Regions from separate parts of the Homo sapiens genome. Here region 1 is linked to region 2. Evidence: read pairs that join two places in POLR2A ChIA-PET (ENCODE). Cell type or tissue: K562. All regions are shown on one strand.

Region 1 (5,000 bases), 120 kb before region 2:
TCCTTGGGGAGGAACGTGGGTCGTGCGGTCAGCTTTGCTGTGACTCCTCCCACAGTAGCTGCTCCTGGTCCCTGGACCTGGTGACTGGGACCAAAGGCTTCTTGTCCGGGCGGGATGGGGGAGGATCCGCACAGCCTCCAGCCAGCACACACTGACCCCGGGAGGTGCGGAGCCGGGGAGAGGCAGGCAGGAGGGAGAAGCGGATGGAATACCACTCGCTGCTACTAACTTGTGAAACATTTCATTAAATGCCCTCTTAATCAAGAGTAACCACACCAGCAGTGAAGCATCTTGGGAGTCTGAGCACGTATGTGTATGGTAGGGGAGGCCTGGCATGAGACCCCGGGGATGGGCAGGGCAGAGTTGAGGTGGGGCGGGGACAGCAGGAGGGAGAGAGTAGGATGGGGGCACAGAGCCGGCCTAGAGGGGTGAGGGTGCCGCCAACTCCCTCCCATCCACTAAGCCAGCGCTGGGTAAGCACCATTGTGCCAGGCCCCACCCCAGGCACTGGGGTCAGCAGTGGCTAGGTCGGACATGCCACTGTCACGGGAATTCCGCACTGGTGGGGAAACTGACAAGATAGGCAGCCGGGACCCTGAAAGATAAATACCCACAGGGGCACATGTGTTGGCAGAGGAGGTCCTCAACGCCGACAGGAGGTCAGGCAGCCTTCCAGAAATGAATAGAAGGTAACCAAGTGAGGAGGAGTAGGGACAAGCATCCTGGCAGAGGGAACAGCATGTGCAAAGGCCCAGAGGCCAGGTATAGGAAAATGCGAACACAGATCCTGTCTGTCTGGCTCTGGCTGGAGTCTGGGTAAGGGTGCTGTCACCCCCACCTCCTCCCGCCTCCTGCAGTCTTCCCACCAGCTCAGAGCCCCAACGTTTGAAAAGCATCACAGCTCCACTTAAAGGGAACAGAGAAAACCAAACATGAAAACTGTCGGTCCTCAGTGGCTTGCCCAACACAGGCCTGCAGGAAGAAGGAAGTAGCCCAGGGCTGATTGCACGCACTTGGTGGTTGTCCCTTTCTGTCCCCAACTGCATGAGCTCAGCTGTCATTTATCATTTCTCCCTGGGGAGTCGCTTCCTACGCCCCTCAGCTTCTCCCACCATTTTCCCCCCAACTTCAGGGCTCAAGAGGATCCACGCCCTGACCACACAGGCTGCCTACGAGCTGCACGTGGACCTGGAGGACTTTGAGAATGGCACGGCCTATGCCCGCTACGGGAGCTTCGGCGTGGGCTTGTTCTCCGTGGACCCTGAGGAAGACGGGTACCCGCTCACCGTGGCTGACTATTCCGGCACTGCAGGTGAGGCTCCAGCTGTGGCAGGGATGGGGAAGGGGGGCGGCCTGGGAGGATGGAGGACGGAGGAGGTCCTGCCCTCCAAAATGATCAAGGCTAATGTATTTTTCCCCCTTTGAAAGTAATCAGGTTTTTGAAAAATAACAAATATTGATAAACTACCAACCCCACATCACAATCAGAGGCCTGAAACCAATCTAAATTTTTTTTAAGTAATAAATTTTTCAAATTGGAAGAGTAAACAAGACAGAAAAGGGAAAATTTTCTTCCTTACCAAGGATCCCTCAGTCCTTGTCTTCATCAGTTGATTCAGTTGCATGTCATAAAAGATGAGCTTCTGCGAATCTTCTGTTCGTTTTTTCATAATAGTGTTGATGATGCCCTTCGGCCCTCTGGGGTCAGGGTCAAGGCTGCTTGCCTCCTCCTCCAAGTCCTGCTTGGTCCTCACCCCTGCAAGGCGAAGCCAGCAGAGCCTGGACTGTTTTCCCGTTTTGCAGATAAAGAAACTGAGCCCAGAGCCAGGAATCAGGAGACCCGGGGTTCGGGTCCGCTGGGTCTCTAAAGTGTGGTGGCTGGACCCCCCTGGGCTGGGTTTCCCCTCTCAGGCCGAGGAGCGGGGAGGCAGGAGAGGGAATGTGGAAAAGCTGGGGGGAGGGATAGAGACCGCCTAGACCCAGGGGCAGCCCCAGGCACGCCCGAGAAGGGACTGCGTGCGTGTGAGCTGCATGGACACACCCGGGTGTGGAGGGGCAGGTGCGCTTGCACGCGTGCACAGCAGTATGTGTGAGAGCACGTGCGTACGTGTATGCACTCACGTCCAGGTGCACGTGCAGTGTCTCGGTGTCTGCTCACACATGCAACACCAGTGGGTGTACCCGTGCCCCCCGTGCCCACACCTGTGTGCACCCCTGCGCAGGCGACTCCCTCCTGAAGCACAGCGGCATGAGGTTCACCACCAAGGACCGTGACAGCGACCATTCAGAGAACAACTGTGCCGCCTTCTACCGCGGTGCCTGGTGGTACCGCAACTGCCACACGTCCAACCTCAATGGGCAGTACCTGCGCGGTGCGCACGCCTCCTATGCCGACGGCGTGGAGTGGTCCTCCTGGACCGGCTGGCAGTACTCACTCAAGTTCTCTGAGATGAAGATCCGGCCGGTCCGGGAGGACCGCTAGACTGGTGCACCTTGTCCTTGGCCCTGCTGGTCCCTGTCGCCCCATCCCCGACCCCACCTCACTCTTTCGTGAATGTTCTCCACCCACCTGTGCCTGGCGGACCCACTCTCCAGTAGGGAGGGGCCGGGCCATCCCTGACACGAAGCTCCCTGGGCCGGTGAAGTCACACATCGCCTTCTCGCCGTCCCCACCCCCTCCATTTGGCAGCTCACTGATCTCTTGCCTCTGCTGATGGGGGCTGGCAAACTTGACGACCCCAACTCCTGCCTGCCCCCACTGTGACTCCGGTGCTGTTTGCCGTCCCCTGGCCAGGATGGTGGAGTCTGCCCCAGGCACCCTCTGCCCTGCCCGGCCAAATACCCGGCATTATGGGGACAGAGAGCAGGGGGCAGACAGCACCCCTGGAGTCCTCCTAGCAGATCGTGGGGAACGTCAGGTCTCTCTGAGGTCAGGTCTGAGGCCAGTATCCTCCAGCCCTCCCAATGCCAACCCCCACCCCGTTTCCCTGGTGCCCAGAGAACCCACCTCTCCCCCAAGGGCCTCAGCCTGGCTGTGGGCTGGGTGGCCCCATCCTACCAGGCCCTGAGGTCAGGATGGGGAGCTGCTGCCTTTGGGGACCCACGCTCCAAGGCTGAGACCAGTTCCCTGGAGGCCACCCACCCTGTGCCCCGGCAGGCCTGGGGTCTGCAGTCCTCTTACCTGCTGTGCCCACCTGCTCTCTGTCTCAAATGAGGCCCAACCCATCCCCCACCCAGCTCCCGGCCGTCCTCCTACCTGGGGCAGCTGGGGCTGCCATCCCATTTCTCCTGCCTCTGGAAGGTGGGTGGGGCCCTGCACCGTGGGGCTGGACTGCGCTAATGGGAAGCTCTTGGTTTTCTGGGCTGGGGCCTAGGCAGGGCTGGGATGAGGCTTGTACAACCCCCACCACCAATTTCCCAGGGACTCCAGGGTCCTGAGGCCTCCCAGGAGGGCCTTGGGGGTGATGACCCCTTCCCTGAGGTGGCTGTCTCCATGAGGAGGCCAACCCTTGCCATTGACCGTGGCCACCTGGACCCAGGCCAGGCCCGGCCCGGCGAGTGGTCAAGGGACAGGGACCACCTCACCGGGCAAATGGGGTCGGGGGGACTGGGGCACCAGACCAGGCACCACCTGGACACTTTCTTGTTGAATCCTCCCAACACCCAGCACGCTGTCATCCCCACTCCTTGTGTGCACACATGCAGAGGTGAGACCCGCAGGCTCCCAGGACCAGCAGCCACAAGGGCAGGGCTGGAGCCGGGTCCTCAGCTGTCTGCTCAGCAGCCCTGGACCCGCGTGCGTTACGTCAGGCCCAGATGCAGGGCGGCTTTTCCAAGGCCTCCTGATGGGGGGCCTCCGAAAGGGCTGGAGTCAGCCTTGGGGAGCTGCCTAGCAGCCTCTCCTCGGGCAGGAGGGGAGGTGGCTTCCTCCAAAGGACACCCGATGGCAGGTGCCTAGGGGGTGTGGGGTTCCGTTCTCCCTTCCCCTCCCACTGAAGTTTGTGCTTAAAAAACAATAAATTTGACTTGGCACCACTGGGGGTTGGTGGGAGAGGCCGTGTGACCTGGCTCTCTGTCCCAGTGCCACCAGGTCATCCACATGCGCAGATGTCTGCAGCGCTTCCTTCTGCCGTGGGCCCAGGCTGGACAGGACCTGGTCCCTGCCCTCTCGGTCCTCAGCTGGACGCAGATACAGCCAAGAATCAGGCAGTGGCAGCCTAGTGTGGCCGGGGTGGTGGCTGGAGCAGGCCAGGTGCGGGGCCACAAGGGGCAAGATGTGGGCAAAATGACCACATGAGATTCAACGGGAAATCCCTTCTTGGCTCCTCTTCCCACCATCTAGAAGCCAAGGGAGCCCACCCAGACCATCTGGGTTCCCAGAGCACCCTGTCATATTGCAGGGGCTGGGTGGGACCCGAGTTCTCATCCCAGGAGCCCCCCACCGACAGGCCCCAGGCAGGAGCTACCAGCCTCCCCATGCCAGTGACTGCGCCAGCGACTGCTTAGAAAGTGCCAGCACTTTCTGATGTGTCATCAAACAAACTCCTGGTGAGTGTGAAGTTAATGGACTCACAGATGTGTGGGTGCAGCAGGAGGCACCAGGGCCCTCGTGCCAGGGCTTGGCTGTGGAACAGATGCACCATGGCTGGGGCCTGGCGAGGGGCCGGGGGCAGGTGCAGGTGGCCTGTGAGCCTGTGGTCCAGGTCCAGGTCCCGGCAGCATCTGTCCTCAGTGGCTGGCTGCACTGGGGATGCCTGTCCCTTCTAGAGCCCTGTTACTGCCCTAGAGCACCGGCCCCTGTCCCAGACCAGGAGAGGGCACATGGCCCTACCAAGCACCGGCTGAATGGGCACGGAGCTTGACATGGTGGGGAGGGCCCAGGCCAGCGCACCGGCCCCACCCTCCCCAGGGGCACCTTCAAAGGCTGGCACTGGGGAAAAACGGTCCCTGCGCACCTGCTCCGGGCCACACCCTCTCACCCTAGCCCTGCAGAGCCTACG
Region 2 (5,000 bases):
TTTGTATTTTATGTTTCATGAGGAGCAGGTTACTTATATGGTCACAAAATGTCTCCCCACAGATTGCTTTTTAGATGCAAGAGGTTTCAGGAAATCACAGGGAGAAAAAGTTAAGGGAAAAAACAAAAACCGAAAAGCAAATAGATGCAAGAGGAAAACTAGCAACTATCCAATGAAGGAACCAGACAGTACCTTGACTAAATAATCAAAATTAATATCATTAACGACAGGCAGAAAGACAAGGTATGCAAATGGATGTAACACCATGAGAAAGATACAGCATTACTTCTGTAATATTCTAAAACAGAAATGTGTAACTTGAATCTAATAGTAAGGAAACATCAAACAAACTGAAACTGAAATGTTCCAGCCAAAATTGAAAAACATTCTATACAATAACTGCTCCATGTCCTTGAAAAATACCAATGTCATGCAAGGCAGAGAGACTGAGGAACTGTTCCAGCTTACAGGATATTAAAGATCATGACAAATTAATGCAATCCATGATCCAGGACTGGATCCTACACCCAAGGGGGTAATTGCTAGAAAGGACATTACTGGGAGAATTGAGGAAATTGGAATACGGATTTTAGGTTAAATAAAAATATTCTATCAAAGTTAAATTTCCTAAAGTTAATAATTATACTATAGTTACATAAGAGAAGATCCTTGTTCTTACAACATACACTTGAAATATTAAGGGATAAAAGGACAAAATGTTGTGACCTACTCCCAAATGATTCCGAAAAACAAATTTTATACCCATACACATATAGAAGGGGGGAAATGGTAAAGCAAATGTAATGTAGCAATACGTTAAAAATTGATGACTCGAACTAAGTAAAGGACATGTAGGAATTCTCTGTACTATTCTTGTAAATTTTCTGTAAGTTTGAAATTATTTCAAAATACAAAGTAAAACAGGGGTGTTCAAACTTAAACCAATGGTGGATGTGGAAAACAGAGTAACTATACATACAGTATTTGTATTAGCAAACTGCACTGATCTGTGAGGAACCTAAATTTTATTTTACTTACATAATTCTGCTGAGGGACAGGTGAAGAAATAGAGTTCTACTCCCCTTGCTTAAGATGCAGAAAGCCATAAGAGAACTTTCAACCCAACAAAAAGAAAAAGCCAGATAATCAACAAAATCCTAACTTTTCTTGAGCTAATCAGAGAGCTGAGGCCACAAGGCCATCAGGTGAACTGAATTCTAATCAGTGACAAATCCCTCCAAGGAGAAATGGGACACGCAAACCCTGTGACCCTTCACAGAGCACAGGAGGAAGATGAGGCTGCCATGTCAACAGGTGACGGGAAAACATCTCAATTTTTAATGAATTCTTATGGAGCTGAGCATGGGCTGGTGTAACACTAGAATTCCTGTCTGAACTCACTTGCAAACCCTTTTCCATGGGCCACTACCAGGTGCTCGTGACGACGACTGGGAGCAGAGCACGAGGCTGGAGAGAGCACCCCTCAATACCGGACTCGGGTAAAATCTTGCCTCCTTCCTGAGCCCCTCTCTCAGACCTAATGCAAAAGCCGTAATCCACTGGGGGAAGGGCAAGAAACCTTCCCTGTCCCCGGGACCCAGGCAAAGATCTGCTGCTCCTGGGGGTGAGGTACCAGCAAATATGATCGTCTGCTGGATTCTGCACTGATACAATGCAAAAGTCAGCTTCGGGTGGGGTTGGGGGGAAACGTGGGAAATTCTCTCTCACACGGGAGCTCACACCACACACACACACAAACACACACACAGAAGGCAGAGTCCAGGTGGCATGGAGGGTGAAAGCACACAATGCTAAGAAAGCCCTATCCTGAAGTCCAGGCACACAGTACCTGCCTAAGATGGAGTCAGACTAAGAGAACCAAGAAAGTCCCCATCCTCTTACCATGAGCCTGGCTCCAAGTAAAGAGCAACAGCAGTTCCCCACTGGGGCAATGACACGGGCAGGCTACGAGTAAAAGGATGGGAAAAGGTGTATTATGCAAGCGTGATCAAAAGAAAGCTGAAGTGCCTATCAGACAAAGTAGACTCAGAGCAAGGAATATTGCAGAGCCTAAGGAGAAACAGCATATAATGATAAAGAGATCAATGCAACAAAAAGCCATGGTGGCCCTGACCTAAGAAAAGAGCTTCAAAAATACAAAAAGAAATCACAGAAATAAAAGTCGTGATTTAGTCCTTATTTTAATTCTGACTAGTTTTCCGATACTTTTCTTCCATCCTTATTGGTCCAAGATGTTTTTTTCACTTATTAAGTTACTATATCATAACAGAACTTTAAAGTGAATAACTAATTGCAAAGTGTGGCATATCTTCATTGCAGTACTGTTTGTGTTGGCAAAGTCACTTAAATGCCCTTCTATGACAAGCTGGCAGAGCTGCTTGCCGCACTAGGGAAGGAGGAGGAAATGACAGCAGAGGAGCTTCATCCAGACAGAAAGATGTAGAAGGGTCCAGCCCTTCCCTCACATCAGGGTGCAAAGAGTAGGAGGCAGTCAAACATGTATCATCACTTCCCTGCCCGCAAATTCCGAGGAAGAGGTGATGTACCAGTCAGGAGACAGAAACCACACCAGTCATTTCAATAGGGAAAATTTAATAAAAGAATTATTAACAAAAAGTAGATACTGCTAAGAGAGCGTTCTGTGTTTTCTGAGATTCTGTATTCATCTATTTGGCATCCATTAGTCTAATCACAGGGTCAAACTCACACACAGCCAAAGCTGTTTCCGTCTCCCCTGCCACCCAGAGCCCATTCTCTGAACCACCTCCTTATCTAACTCTCACACACAGAGCCAATATTTCTCCTACCCTAAATCACCCAGAGCTAGGAACCAGACAACGAGGGACGGCCCTCTGCCCCAGGGCCCCCCAGAATTATCCAAAATAGCCAATCCTCAGATGTTTCCCTGGCCCTGTCTGGCCTTTCCCACAGAAGCCCAACAAAGGCTCTGGCCTGGGCGTTCCCCCAGCTCCTTTCTGCCCTGTGGATGGTGCTTCCCCATGTGCCTGTGTGGTGTGGCGTGGCATGCTCCCCTCTTGGAAATGGAAGTAATAAACATTTTCCATTTTCTTTTATTGGGATTGGCCTTTCTGTGCCATCACTCAATAACCTCCACAGACTGAAGTCCCACAGGAGATTTTTTTTTTTTTTTTTTTTTTTTTTTAGTTTTGAGACAGAGTTCCAGAATGTCGCCCAGACTGGAGTGCAGTGGCACGATCTCAGCTCACTGCAGCCACCATCTCCCGGGTTCAAGCGATTCTTGTGCCTCAGCCTCCTGAGTAGGTGGGATTACAGGCATGCACCACCATGCCCAGCTAATTTTTGTATTTTTAGTAGAGACGGGGTTTCACCATGTTGGCCAGGTTGCTCTCGAACTCCTGACCTCAAGTGATCTGCCCGCCTTGGCCTCCTGAAGTGCTGGGATTACAGGTGTGAGCCACCACGCCCGGCCGAGATTTTTAACAAATGACAGAAGAGTAAAAGAGGACCCAGGGGTACAGAAGTAGCAAATGAACAAAGTGTCTACTACTTAGAGCCCACTATATTACTATGTGTCTTAAAAAGGGCAGGTAGAGTGAAGAGGGAGGAACTAAGAACTTAGGAGAGCCTCCCCCAACCCCAAAGCTGAGATTCAGACTCTTCAGAAAGGGCACAGCTCCACAGGAACACACAGCATGCCGGTGGCAAACATGCTTGTCAGAGGGCGTGATCCAGAGCTGGCCCAGGGCAGCAGCCCACCACGTGGTGGAGAAACTCCCTGCAGGGTGTGTGTGGTTGGAGCTGGTGCACGGTACCACCCACTGGGCTGTCTATGATGGCTGATATGTGTTTCTGGGCATCTTGCACGCCAGTCCACTGATACTCACTCACCAGTGAAAATCAGCACACTGGGAAAGGACGCCCTCCTCCCACCATGACCTTGCCATGTCCCTCCAGCACTCTGTTGACAAAGCCTAACACCTCGCCAGCAGGCAAAGGAAAACTGTTGACAGAGTCCAGTTCCCATGTCACGAAACATGGCAAAGCAGAATGGATTTGGAGATAACAAGCAAGAAATTGATAACTAGCACAGGTGGGGAGAGGGTAGACTGGTCGTCAGGTTGAAGGGAAGGCACTGGGGCTTTTGCCCCACTTCCTAATTGAAACTCTAGGAGAAGACCACCTCGCAGATGCAACCTTCCACTCATCCCAACACGGATGGCTACAGAATAAAATGGCCGTGTTGCATGGCCTTATGCAGGGGAAGCATCTCGGTTTTAGCACTCTAAGCCTCCTGTAGCTTAACTAGTAAGAAAGAGAGTGAAGTTCCACTTGGAAGCCATGACATCTGCTGCAGGGTGAATGTACCAAAAGGAAGCAAGGACAGTTCCCTGGCCCTGATGGAGACAAAAGAAAAAAATTCAAGACCACCAACCACACTTCAGGGGATACCTGCGAAAGGCCCAGGGACCAGACCAGACCAGACTAGATGAGCAAAGGCAGCAAGCATAGGCCAGGGCCTCCCTCACCTCCACAAAAATCTCACAATCCCCCAAGACCAGATGCTGGTTTTTAATGGGGGATGGCAGGATATATGAAAAAATCCAGAATTTACCCAAAAGATACTGTTTAAGCCAAAAGAATATAAGACCTTATTAACTGGCCAAAATACCACTCTTTGCTTCTCCCCATTTCTAGATGATGACTTATGAGGAAGACAGATTGGTGATTTTTTTAAATGCTGTAATTTCTCTGCACAGCTAAGTAGCAGTATATAAACCTATAACCCCACTATATTACTATATGTCTTTAAAAGGGCAGGGGTTGGGGGGACAAAAAAACACAGAAATTTGTATATTCGTAGAATATTATACTTCTTCAAATCGAAGATGCCACTGCAAGAGGTGCCTTTATTTTATGTATCACTAAATCATGTGCCAATTAAACCATGGCATTATATTGCTTTTAAGATGTACCCTGATTTTAGAGATTTTTTTTAA

Evidence for each region. ChIA-PET counts read pairs that join two places held together with the same protein. Peaks named below come from ENCODE experiments on the same cell type or tissue, not always from the same donor. Only the 100,000 strongest peaks of a DNase experiment are listed, where the experiment ranks them.
Region 1: POLR2A ChIA-PET joins it to region 2 with 5 read pairs; 1 of 35 experiments calls an interaction of 5 or more read pairs at or near these places.

Annotation. Positions count from the first base shown.
Region 1 is chr9:130,901,546-130,906,545 of GRCh38, reverse strand. FIBCD1 (fibrinogen C domain containing 1) reads left to right here. Exons shown (of 7, transcript NM_032843.5): 6 at 1,133-1,312; 7 at 2,223-4,106. The coding sequence ends at 2,482. Among named protein-coding and RNA genes, the nearest start is that of QRFP, 7.2 kb to the right of the region's middle. In K562, a CTCF peak has its summit at 1,268; DNase peaks (open chromatin) are centred at 1,674, 2,681, 2,826, 3,925 and 9 weaker places; H3K27me3 peaks cover 5,000 bases.
Region 2 is chr9:130,784,113-130,789,112 of GRCh38, reverse strand. The region is part of intron 2 of LOC124902288 (a long non-coding RNA gene); the gene reads left to right. It also overlaps a transcript of ABL1 not described here. Among named protein-coding and RNA genes, the nearest start is that of ABL1, 49 kb to the left of the region's middle. In K562, no CTCF peak of the experiment used is centred here; a DNase peak (open chromatin) is centred at 2,852.